Regions from separate parts of the Homo sapiens genome. Here region 1 is linked to region 2. Evidence: read pairs that join two places in POLR2A ChIA-PET (ENCODE). Cell type or tissue: GM12878. All regions are shown on one strand. Links, peaks and the distances in the headings refer to the core of each region. The heading gives the core; the rest is flanking DNA.

What was found. ChIA-PET counts read pairs that join two places held together with the same protein. Peaks named below come from ENCODE experiments on the same cell type or tissue, not always from the same donor. Only the 100,000 strongest peaks of a DNase experiment are listed, where the experiment ranks them.
Region 1: POLR2A ChIA-PET joins it to region 2 with 7 read pairs; 3 of 35 experiments call an interaction of 5 or more read pairs at or near these places.

Annotation. Positions count from the first base shown.
Region 1 is chr14:52,739,270-52,744,730 of GRCh38, reverse strand. All of the region lies in intron 1 of STYX (serine/threonine/tyrosine interacting protein), which reads right to left. Among named protein-coding and RNA genes, the nearest start is that of STYX, 12 kb to the right of the region's middle. In GM12878, for the core only: no CTCF peak of the experiment used is centred there; DNase peaks (open chromatin) are centred at 2,100 and 2,589; H3K4me3 peaks cover 793 bases; H3K27ac peaks cover 1,188 bases.
Region 2 is chr14:52,483,806-52,489,266 of GRCh38, reverse strand. It overlaps TXNDC16 (thioredoxin domain containing 16), which reads left to right. Exons shown (of 21, transcript NM_020784.3): 12 at 781-904. Among named protein-coding and RNA genes, the nearest start is that of TXNDC16, 66 kb to the left of the region's middle. In GM12878, for the core only: no CTCF peak of the experiment used is centred there; no DNase peak of the experiment used is centred there.

The DNA.
Region 1 (5,461 bases), core at 137-5,136, 260 kb before region 2:
TTATTAAAATAGCAGACTTGGTTTCACAAACATCTGAAAATTGAAGTGACAAGAAACAAAGCTTAAAGCATTCTTTAAATAACTAGGCTTCCAGAATTGTTATGTTACTTCATAAAATGGATGAAATTACTCATTAAACTTAAGAATAGAATAGATATTCCAGAAGATTCTCCCAAAACTGATCTTCTAAGTCAGAGATGCCAATAGATTTTTTTTGTTTCTCATGCCAACTCTAATCAACTGACAGCAGATACCTAAAACACTGTGTGGTCCAAGACAGGAAGAAGAGTGTCTGATCAACAAATAATATCTGAAATGGATAAAAGAAGAATGCTATGTCATACGTACTTGCCATCTCTGATCTAAAATGCCAAATGCTTATCAAAGAGCCTTTCCTTCATCTCACTTGGGCCTAACATTCTTGTCTAGTTCAATTATTTTAACACATATCACAAAACATAAGAGACTTCATTTTGTCTTTGGAATGCAGACCAATATAAAGAAGCTGTAAAACAACACAAAATGTCAATGGTAAAAGATAAAAAATATTTTAAAACTTAGAAAAAAAGTATAGTGAATTGAAATGAAGAATCGAAATAGACTAAAAGGCCAGGCTCTGTGGCTCATGTCTGTAATCCCAGCACTTTGGGATGCCGAGGCAGGCAGATTGCTTGAGCTCAGGAGTTTGAGACCAGCCTGGGAAACAGGGTGAAACCCCTTCTCTACTAAAAATACAAAAAAATTCGTTGGGCATGGTGGAGCCTGCCTGTAATCCCATCTACACAGGAGGCTGAGGTGGGAAGATCGCTTGAGCCTGGGAGGCAGAGGTTGCAATGAGCTGAGATCACCCCACCACTCCAGCTAGGGTGACAGACTGAGACCCCGTCTAAAAAAATACTATAGTACAGATAGTCCTCATTTGTCAGTGGGTTGACTGCATTCCAAAAGTTTCTAAGTTGGTTGCTTAAAACTCAGAATTATTATTAGTAATTAGGTTTCTGAAGTAGTCTGGAAAATATTTTTTTAACCTTTTATTTTGAAACAATTTTAGGATTATAGAAAAGTTGCAAAAATAGTACAAGGAATTCCATTTACCCTTCACCCAGATTCTCTAAGTCAGAAAAGTATTTTTTTTATTTTTTTATTTTTTGAGACCGAGTCTTACACTGTCATCCAGGTTGGAGTGCAGTGGCGCGATCTCGGCTCAATGCAAGCTCCGTCTCCCGGGTTCACACCATTCTCCTGCCTCAGCCTCCCGAGTAGCTGGGACTACAGGCACCCACCACCACGCCATAATTTTTTTGTGTGCTTTTAGTAGAGACGGGGTTTCACCGTGTTAGCCAAGATGGTCTTGATCTCCTGACCTCGTGATCTGCCCGCCTCGGCCTCCCAAAGTGCTGGGATTTCGGGAGTGAGCTACTGCCCCCGGCCCAGAAAAGTATTTTTAACACAGAAGGTAGAAATAGTATACATCTATAATGAAAAGAGAGAATAATAATCCTACAATGAGAGACAGGTTTTTTTTTTTAACTAAGAGAAACAGAAAACATTTTTATTTTTAATCTTGAAAACTGTTCTCAGCAATATAGTAGTAGACTATAAACCCCGAGTAATGACAGTTTAAAAAAATCAAAAAGCCGGGCGCGGTGGCTCACACCTGTAATCCCAGCACTTTGGGAGGCTGAGGCGGGTGGATCACCTGAGGTTAGGAATTTGAGACCAGCCTGGCCAACATGGTGAAACTCCATCTCTACTAAAAATACAAAAATTAGCCAGGCATGGTGGCGGGAGCCTGTAATCCCAGCTACTTGGGAGGCTGAGGCAGGAGAATCGCTTGAACCTGGAAGCGGAGGTTGCAGTGAGCTGAGATCGTGGCATTGCACTCCAGCCTAGGCAACATCAGTGAAACTCCATCTCAAAAAAAAAAAAAAAATCAAAAGATTCATAGCAATCAATCAGAAGGAGGCCAGTTATCCTGAGCCAGCATAAGGAAGTCCCCTGTGTTTTAATACTATAAAGAAACTAACTTTGAAATGACCAATCCACTTTTTGTTTCATTTCTGCTTTATTTAGCTAGATTTTGCCTATAAATTCAACTTCCTCTGCTCAGCACACTGAAATGCCTTTTCTAAATCTTTTGATGACACACTGCCTGATTCATGAACCACTAATAAAAGTGAGTTAGATTTTTAAGCTAAATTTGTTGTAATTTTGTCTTTTGACACAGGGTAGGCCTATGTTTGGCTTTACTAGATACTGCCAAAAGTTTTGTAAAACCACTGTACACTCCCACCAGCAATGTATGGGACTTCTAGTTGTTCTACATCTTCACTACGGCCTTATTTTAAGTGGAAACGTACTTGTAAACATAAGACAAAGTCTATGATCTGCTCAAAGTCGAACTCAGATCAAGACCAAAAAGCTAGAACTCCCAAAGGCAACATCCTCAGTGAAAGATAAACTAGGGAAAGAAAGAAAAACAAAAACTCAACTCATCCCACAGAAGTGAGTACTCTTGTCCTTCCTAGCTTTGGCTCTGGGTAGGTATTGGTAGTGGTGGAGTGGGGTCTTCCTAACCACAATCTGGCATCCACTCAAGTTTGGGGTTAGAATTCAGTTACTTTTGTGAGGCCAAGTGAGAATTTAATGTAAGTGGTCCTGGGTAGATTGCATCCCTGGATTCCTGGAAGAAGCAAATGCATATTCTCTAGAAAAACACACCTTAAACCTAGATCAGAAATAATTCACACAGATAAAGTCCCAACAAGCTCACAATCAAAAACTAATTTAAAAACAGGAAATGAGCCACCACAGGAAGCAGAAACAACTGAGTTACACTTACAAAACTGCAGATATTATAAGCAATAACGAAAAATATAAAAAATTTAAAGAAATTAGAGTATCAAAATATGACCAGACTAAGAAATTGATTTTTAAAAACACAGAATATGTAGAAATAAGAAGTATAATTGAAATTAAAAATCAGTGAATAGGCCAGGTGCGGTGGCTTACACCTGTAAATTACCAAGTACTTTGGGAGACTGAGGTAGGCGGATCACTTGAGCTCAGAAGTTTACCAGCTTGGGCAACATGGTGAAACCCTGTCTCTACTAAAAATATAAAAATTAGCCAGGCATGGAGGTGGCACGCCTGTAGTCCCAGCTACCCGGGAGGCTGAGGCAGGAGAGTTGCTTGAATCTGGGAGGTGGAAGCTGCAGTGAGCCGAGATTGCACCACTGCACTCCAGCCTGGGTGACAGAGTGAGACTCCATCTCTCATACACACACACACGAAACTCAAAAGTAAAATCAAAAGATATCATTACCTACCATTAGAATGGTTAAAGTTAAAAAAATTGACAACACCAAATGCTGGTGATGATGTGGAGCAACTGGGACTCTCACACATTGCTGGTGGGAATGTAAAATGAAATGGTAAACATACACCTACCCTATTATAATATCTAGCCATTCCACTCCTAGGCTTTACCAAAAAAAAAATATATATATATATATATATAAAAACATATATCCACACAAAGACTTATACATGAATATTTATAGCAGCTTTATTTATTGTAGTCTCAAAGAACTCAAATGTCTATGGTCTCTTCATACAAAGGAATAGTAGTACTCAGGGATAAAAGTCTACGAAGTACTCATAAACACAACAACATGGATGAATTTCATTGACATTATGCTCAGTGAAGAAAGCCACACACAAAAGAGTCCATTTGCATGATTCCATTTGTATCAAGTTCAAGAGCAAGGAAAACTAATCTATGTTGATAGAAATCTGGTTTCCTATTGTGGAATGGGAGAGGAAATGCCTGGAAATAGATGTAACCTTCTATGCTAATAGAATGTTCTTGTATCTTGATGGGGTGGATTAGTGTATGTTCATCAAAACTCAATGAACTGCACACTTACTATTTGTACATTACACTATATAAATTTTACCTTTATTAAAAAAGATCAACTAGACAAAAGACAGATTACACACAAAGGAAGGACAATCAGATGGACACTGACTTCTCAATTGCATGAACAGAAGCCAGAGGACACAAATAATTCATTCATAGTGGCAGGACAAAAACAACTGTTAATTAAGAATATATGCTCGGAAAAATATCTTTAAAGAAAAAAAGTTAAAATGTTCTTTGAAGAAGGGATACTATCACTGTCTATTTTAGTCATAGAGAACCTAAGTAACTTGATTTTGGATCCAGAGAGTCTGAACCCAGAGTTCATTCTCTGAATCAATATACTATACAGTCTTTCAATGTAAGAATGAACTTTACGGCAAACATACAGTTACAATTAAACAAATATTGGCTGCATAAAATAATGACTAATTTATGGATATTAACAGAATAGAAATAAAGCATGTAATTTCTAAGCCAGCAATGAGGGAAATGTAATTGTTTACTAGATACTTTTTTTTTCTTTTTGAGACGGAGTCTCGCTCTGTCGCCTAGGCTGGAGTGCAATGCAGTGGCACGATCTCAGCTCACTGCAACCTCCGCTTCCCAGGTTCAAGCAATTATCTGCCTCAGCCTCCTGAGTAGCTGGGATTACAAGCGCCCACCACCAAACCTGGCTAATTTTTGTATTTTTAGTAGAGATGGGGTTTCACCATCTTGGCCAGGTTGGTCTTGAACTCCTGACCTCATGATCCACCTGCCTCGGCCTCTCAAAGTGCTGGGATTACAGGCATGAGCCACCGCGCCCAGCCTAGATTCTTTAACTTACCAATGTGTTATGGTAATCTTTTTATATATGAGTTTTTTAGCCAGGTATGGTAGCTCACACCTGCAATCCCAGCCCTTTGGAAGGCTGGGGCAGGAGGATAGCTTGAGCCCGAGTTCAAGACCAGCCTGGGCAATATAGGGAGACCTCATCTCTACAAAAATTAAAAAATTAGCCAGGTGCGGTGGTGGTGCATGACTGAGGTCCTAGCTACTTGGGAGGCTGAGGCAGGAAGATCACTCGGGCTTGGGAGGTCGAGGCTGCAGTGAGTCATCATGGTGCCATTGCACTCCAGCCTGGGCAACAGAGACAGACCCTATCTCAACGAAAAAAAAAAAAAAAAAAAAAAAGAAAGAAAGGAAAAAGAAAACAGTTTTTAAAGACTTTAGGCCAAATACTCTTTTTAGTCATGGTACCCCTAATGATAAGCACAGTGCCTGACACAGAATAAGCACAAAATAGATGCATTTCAGAGATCTACTGCACTAAATGTTATTGACTTTTTTCTTTTTAAAAGATTCTCAAGTAGTCTAACAGCCAGCCTTATCTTCCTGAAGCAACTTGTCAGAGCTGTGATAAAGAAGAAAATCAATTAAAGAAATGAGTACTTTTGAATTTATCTAAAGTGAAATCACTAAATTTTGTGTAATTAAAGAAAAAAAAACAGGGCAACACATATCAAGGAATGGTGTAAATATATTCTGGGAAATACT
Region 2 (5,461 bases), core at 266-5,265:
ACTGGGAGCACATAGTAATTTAGTGTTGTTTATAGCTAAACAGGAAATTGAACTTATTAGTGGAATTAATTTAGATGAAGTATTGTTTTGAATATTTCTGTGGAATGTCAGAATAATCAATTTTGATTTACTCTATTTGCAGTAAAATTGTATATATTTCCATTTTATAAAGAGGTAGAACTTGGTATTACATGTGAAATGCTTTACAGACTTCAGTATAATGTGGTTGTGACAAGAAGCAAGTGAGGCTTTCAGCACCTTTTTTGCCACCTTTTTCAGTGTACACATTGTCTTTACAGAAGGTATGCTTTTCTTTTCACAGTAATTTTGGAGTTAATTTCCTTTTTCATTTTGCTAAATTTTAGAATTGAAGTTCAAAGGCTTAGTTTTATTTTAGTGTCAAACAAGTAAAACTTGTTTTTTTTTTTTTTTTTTCCCAGAGTCTCGCCTTGTCGCCCAGGCTGGAGTGTGGTGGTGCAATCTTGCCTCACTGCAACCTCTGCCTCCTGGGTTCAGACGATTCTCCTGTTTCAGCCTCCCAAGTAGCTGGGATTACAGGCGTGCGCCACCACGCCAGTCTAATTTTTGTATTTTTAGTAGAGACAGTTTCACCATGTTGGCCAGGCTGGTCTCGAACTACTGACCTCAGATGATCCGCCTGCCTCGACCTCCCAAAGTGCTGGGATTACAGGTGTGAGCCACCACACCTGGCCCAAGTAAAACATTTTTATGTCAAAATACTTTGCTATATTCATTTTTTAAAAATTAATGTATTTCTAGGGAGTTCCAGTGGAATTTTTGGTATTACATGATGTTGATTTAATAATATCTCATGTGGAAAATAATATGCACATTGAGGAAATACAAGAAGATGAAGACAATGACATGGAAGGTCCAGATATAGGTAATGTGTTATGATTCTCACCCCTTCCCCATCCTGCCCAGCACCCATAAAGTCAGTGAAATTTCCAATGGATTAACTTTCTCCAAGAATGTGTTCAGATTCAAGACTCTGTAAAGAAACCTGGCGGAATTTATTTGGAACCACATTTTATCAAGTTGATTTGTTGAAAAGATGTAAGGATGCTATATTTTGTTTAATGTATTAACATTTACTGTTACATATCAGGCTTCAAACTTCCCACATCTGTGCCTTCATCTTCCATATCAGTTCTTTCAGCCGTTCTGGACTAGTCCATGTTTAAAAACTCTACTTAGAAACTACAACATGATAATTCATTGTTACTATTTTTATTAGGAAATGGAGTTCTAATAAATATTGTTATATTTGTACTTGTAAATAAATCCAGTTGTTAATGGTATAAGAAGTAAATTTCAGTAACATTTTAACACTTCGTTTAAACAGTTATTTCAGTTTTTTAAAAATGTATTGCTTACATTTATGAAGTATTGTATAGTTTTTAACTCTTTTTCCCACATATTATTTACTTTGATTATTATTCTCTGAGTTAGCTGATACCACTTTCATTTTATACATGAAGAGTCTGCATTTCCTGAGTTCAGTGATCTGCCCAAAGTCCCACAAGTAGCAGGTGGTAGGGACTGGGCTAGAACTTAAGCATCCTGAAATAAAATCTTATTATTAGTGACAGTCAAGAATACTTCGCTAGAATAATCTAGTGGCCTAAAATTTGATATTTTTTAAGTGTAACAGTTGGGCAATAGTGAAATAATTATTTCTGATACATCTTTCATAACATTAATCCTCTTCTGTAATTATTCATTTGCTTTTTTCTCTTCTCTGCTAGTCTATAAATATTTCTAAATCAAGGATTATGTCTTGTTCATTTTTGTATAACATATATAGTAAATACTTGAATGTTTTATATAGTACCATTATGAGCTCCAAGAAGGAAGCAATTTACATATCATTTTCATGAGGTCCATGCATTGTGATCAAAATCTATATTATAAATTTAGTAAGAGCTTTCACTCTTACCAGTGACCAGTTTCTTGGTTTGAGCAGAGCTCTGGTTCTTTTCCGATATGCAGGGGTTAGAATTGCTTGTGTTCCTCTCTGGAGTTCTCAGTGGGCTTGTCATTACATAAGCAGACCTGTGTTCTGGTCTCTTGTTTCCTGCTTATTCCTGTAATGGTTCCTATATTTGAACCTTCAGAGTTAGAGGACTTGTCCCTAGTCTCAGTTTATTTGATTCCTGTCTTCAGTGGGAGTCGCCTGTTTGAAGATTTCTTTGTGGCCACAGCCTCTATATTGTTTCCTGACTCTGTGGCCTTACTTACCCTCTGATGCTGCCTTCTCTTTCTGGTTTTTATTTCCATTTTTTTAATTGACCAATAATAACTGTACCTATTTGTGGGGTACATAGTGATGTTTCAATACATACAATGTATGGTGATCAGGTCAGGGTATTGAGTGTATCCATCATTTCAAACATTTATCGTTTCTTTGTGTTGGAAACATTCAATAACCTCCAGCCTGTTTCTAGTATTTCTTTTGCAGCTTTGCCTTTTTTGTTTATTTTTCATCTTAACTTCCTATTATCAGTAATCCATACTGGCCCAGAATGTTGTATGGTGTTGTGCCTGTATCTAATTCTTCCCCCTCCCTCTGTATCACTCCCGTTTACAAAGGAAAACTAGATAAGGGTTAGGAAAGAATTTATTACCATCTGAGAATGTAAATCAGAGACAGGTGCACCCCAGAGAAAATCAGCAAAATGGAATCAGAATGAAAAAGACTAGATTCCACAGAAGGGCAATCTGAAAAAAGAAAAGAAGCATGTGTTCCAGCCTGGGCAACATGACAAAACCCCATCACTACAAAAAATACAAAAATTAGCCAAGATGGTGGTATGTGCCTGTAATCCCAGCTCCTTGGGAGGCTGAGGTGGGAGGATTACTTGAGCCCAGGAGCTGGAGGTTGCAGTGAGCTGAGATCTTGCCAGTGCACTCCTACCTGGGCAACAGAGTGAGACCCTGTCTCAAAAAAAAAAAAAAAAAAAAGCAGCATGTGTGACTGAAAATAGTGTGTATGTTATTAATGAATAGGTTGAAGGTAGAGCTGAGGAGTGACTAAATGTACAAGTGATGGTAGCTTATTTAGAATATAAGAAAAGAGGGAAAGGAGGAAAAAGAAACAGAAGACTGACAGGAAAATGAAAATATATGAATAATAAGAAAAAAATACAGTAAATAAGAAAATAGGTCTTTACTAAGTTTGGTATTGAGAATGTAATTTTTAGTGTCATGGAATTTGGTGCTTAAAAGTACCTTTAAGTTATATAGTGCAACTCTCATGCTTCACAAGAGTTGAACATTGAGGCCCAGAGAGTTATGTGATTGACTAGAGTCGTATAGAAAATGGCTGAGGTTGTAGTGAAATCCAGATCTAGAATTTTAATTTATTGTATGGTCATGTGTCTCCTAACGATGAGGATAGTTTCTGAGAAATGCATCATTAGGTGATTTCATTGAGCAAACATCATAAAGTTCACTTACACAAACCTACATGGTGTAGCCTATTACACACCTAGGGTGTATGATATATCCTATTGCTCCTAGGCCACAAACCTATACAGCATGTTACTGTACTGAATACTGTAGGTACCTATAACACAATGGTAGATATTTATGTATCTAAACGTGTAAACACAGAAGAGGTACAATAAAAACATGGTATAAAAGATAAAAAATGGTACACTTGTATAGGGTACATACCATGTATGGAGCTTGCAGGACCGGAAGTTGCTCTGGGTGAGTCAGTGAGTGAGTGTAAAGGCCTAGAACATTACATTATTGTAGATTTATAAATACTGTACACTTAGGCTGTACTAAATTTATAAATTTTTTTTCAATAATTTGTCTTAGCTTACTGTAACTTTTTCACTTTATACATTTTTACAATTTTTAAAAACATTTTGACTGTTTTGTGATAACATTAAACTTAAAGCACAAACACATCATACAGCTGTACAAAAATATTTTCTTTTTTTATATCCTTATGCTATAAGCTTTTTTCCATTTAAAACTTTTATGTTTTACGTTTTAAACTTTTCTCTAAAAACGAAAACACAAACACACACATTAGCCTAGGCTTGTACAGGATCAAGATCATCCATATTACTCTCTTCCACTTCCACATCTTGTCCCTTTGGAAGGTCTTCAGGGACAGTAACAAGCATGGAGCTGTCATTTCCTATGATAATAGTGCCTTCTTTTAGAACACCTCCTGAAGACCTACCTGAGGCTGTTTTACAGTGAACTTTTTATTTTATAAGTGAAAGGAGTACACTCTAATGATGAGTATAGTAAATATATAAACCAATAATCTAGTCCTTTATTATCATTATCAAGTATTATTTACTGTACATAATTATATGTGCTGTACTTTTTTCTTTTTTTTTGAGACAGAGTTTCACTTTTGTCGCCCAGGCTGGAGTGCAGCGGTGCAATCTCGGCTCACTGCAACCTCCACCTCCTGGGTTCAAGTGATTGTTCTGCCTCAGCCTCCCAAGTAGCTGGGATTACAAGCATGCGCCACCATGCCCTGCTAATTTTTTGTATTTTTAGTAGAGACGGGGTTTCACCATATTGGCCAGGCTGGCCTCGAACTCCTGACCTCAAGTGATCCGTCCACCTCGGCCCCCCAAAGTGCTGGGATTACAGGTGTGAGCCACTGTCCCTGGCCTTATGTGCTATATGACTCACAGTAGGTTTGTTTACACCAGCATCACCACAAACATGTGAGTAATGTGTTGTGCTACGATGTTACAATGGCCACTACATCACCAGATGATAGGAATTTCTCAGCTCTATTATAATCTTAAGGGACTACAGTTGTATATGTTGTCCATTGTTGACTGAAATATCATTATGTGGTACGTGACTGTATTAGAAATTATGTATAAAACAATACTTTAGTTCTATGAATGTATTGTCTTCTCTCTCCCTTCTTTCTTTTTAATGTGTTGTTACAGAGAATTACGAACATACGGAGAGAGAATAATAGAACAAATTCTTGTTATCCATTACTTGGCCCCAGCCATTATCAAACCATGGCTCATTCTGCTCCAATCACCCCCCCCCCTTATTGTTTTGTAGCAAATCCAAAACATGTAATTTCATCTATAAGTATTTCCCTGGGTTTCAGAAATATAAGGATTTTCCTTTTTAACATTAACATAATTAATACTATTATTACATCTAAAAAATTAACAATTCTTAATACCATCGTATATCCAGTCAGTGTTTGAACTTCTGATTGCACCATGCTCTTACATGCCACTGTGCCTTTGCTCATGCCATTCTCTTTGCTCTTTATGCCACCACTGCCTTTCTTCTCTGCCTACCTGAGTTTTATTTTCCTTTTCATGTTCATGTTTTCATGTTCATAAAGAAGCTTTATCCTTTAATCAAGTTATATGCTCCATCTGTCTTACCGTACAATCTCTACAAACTTCCAACAGAATATTTATGAATC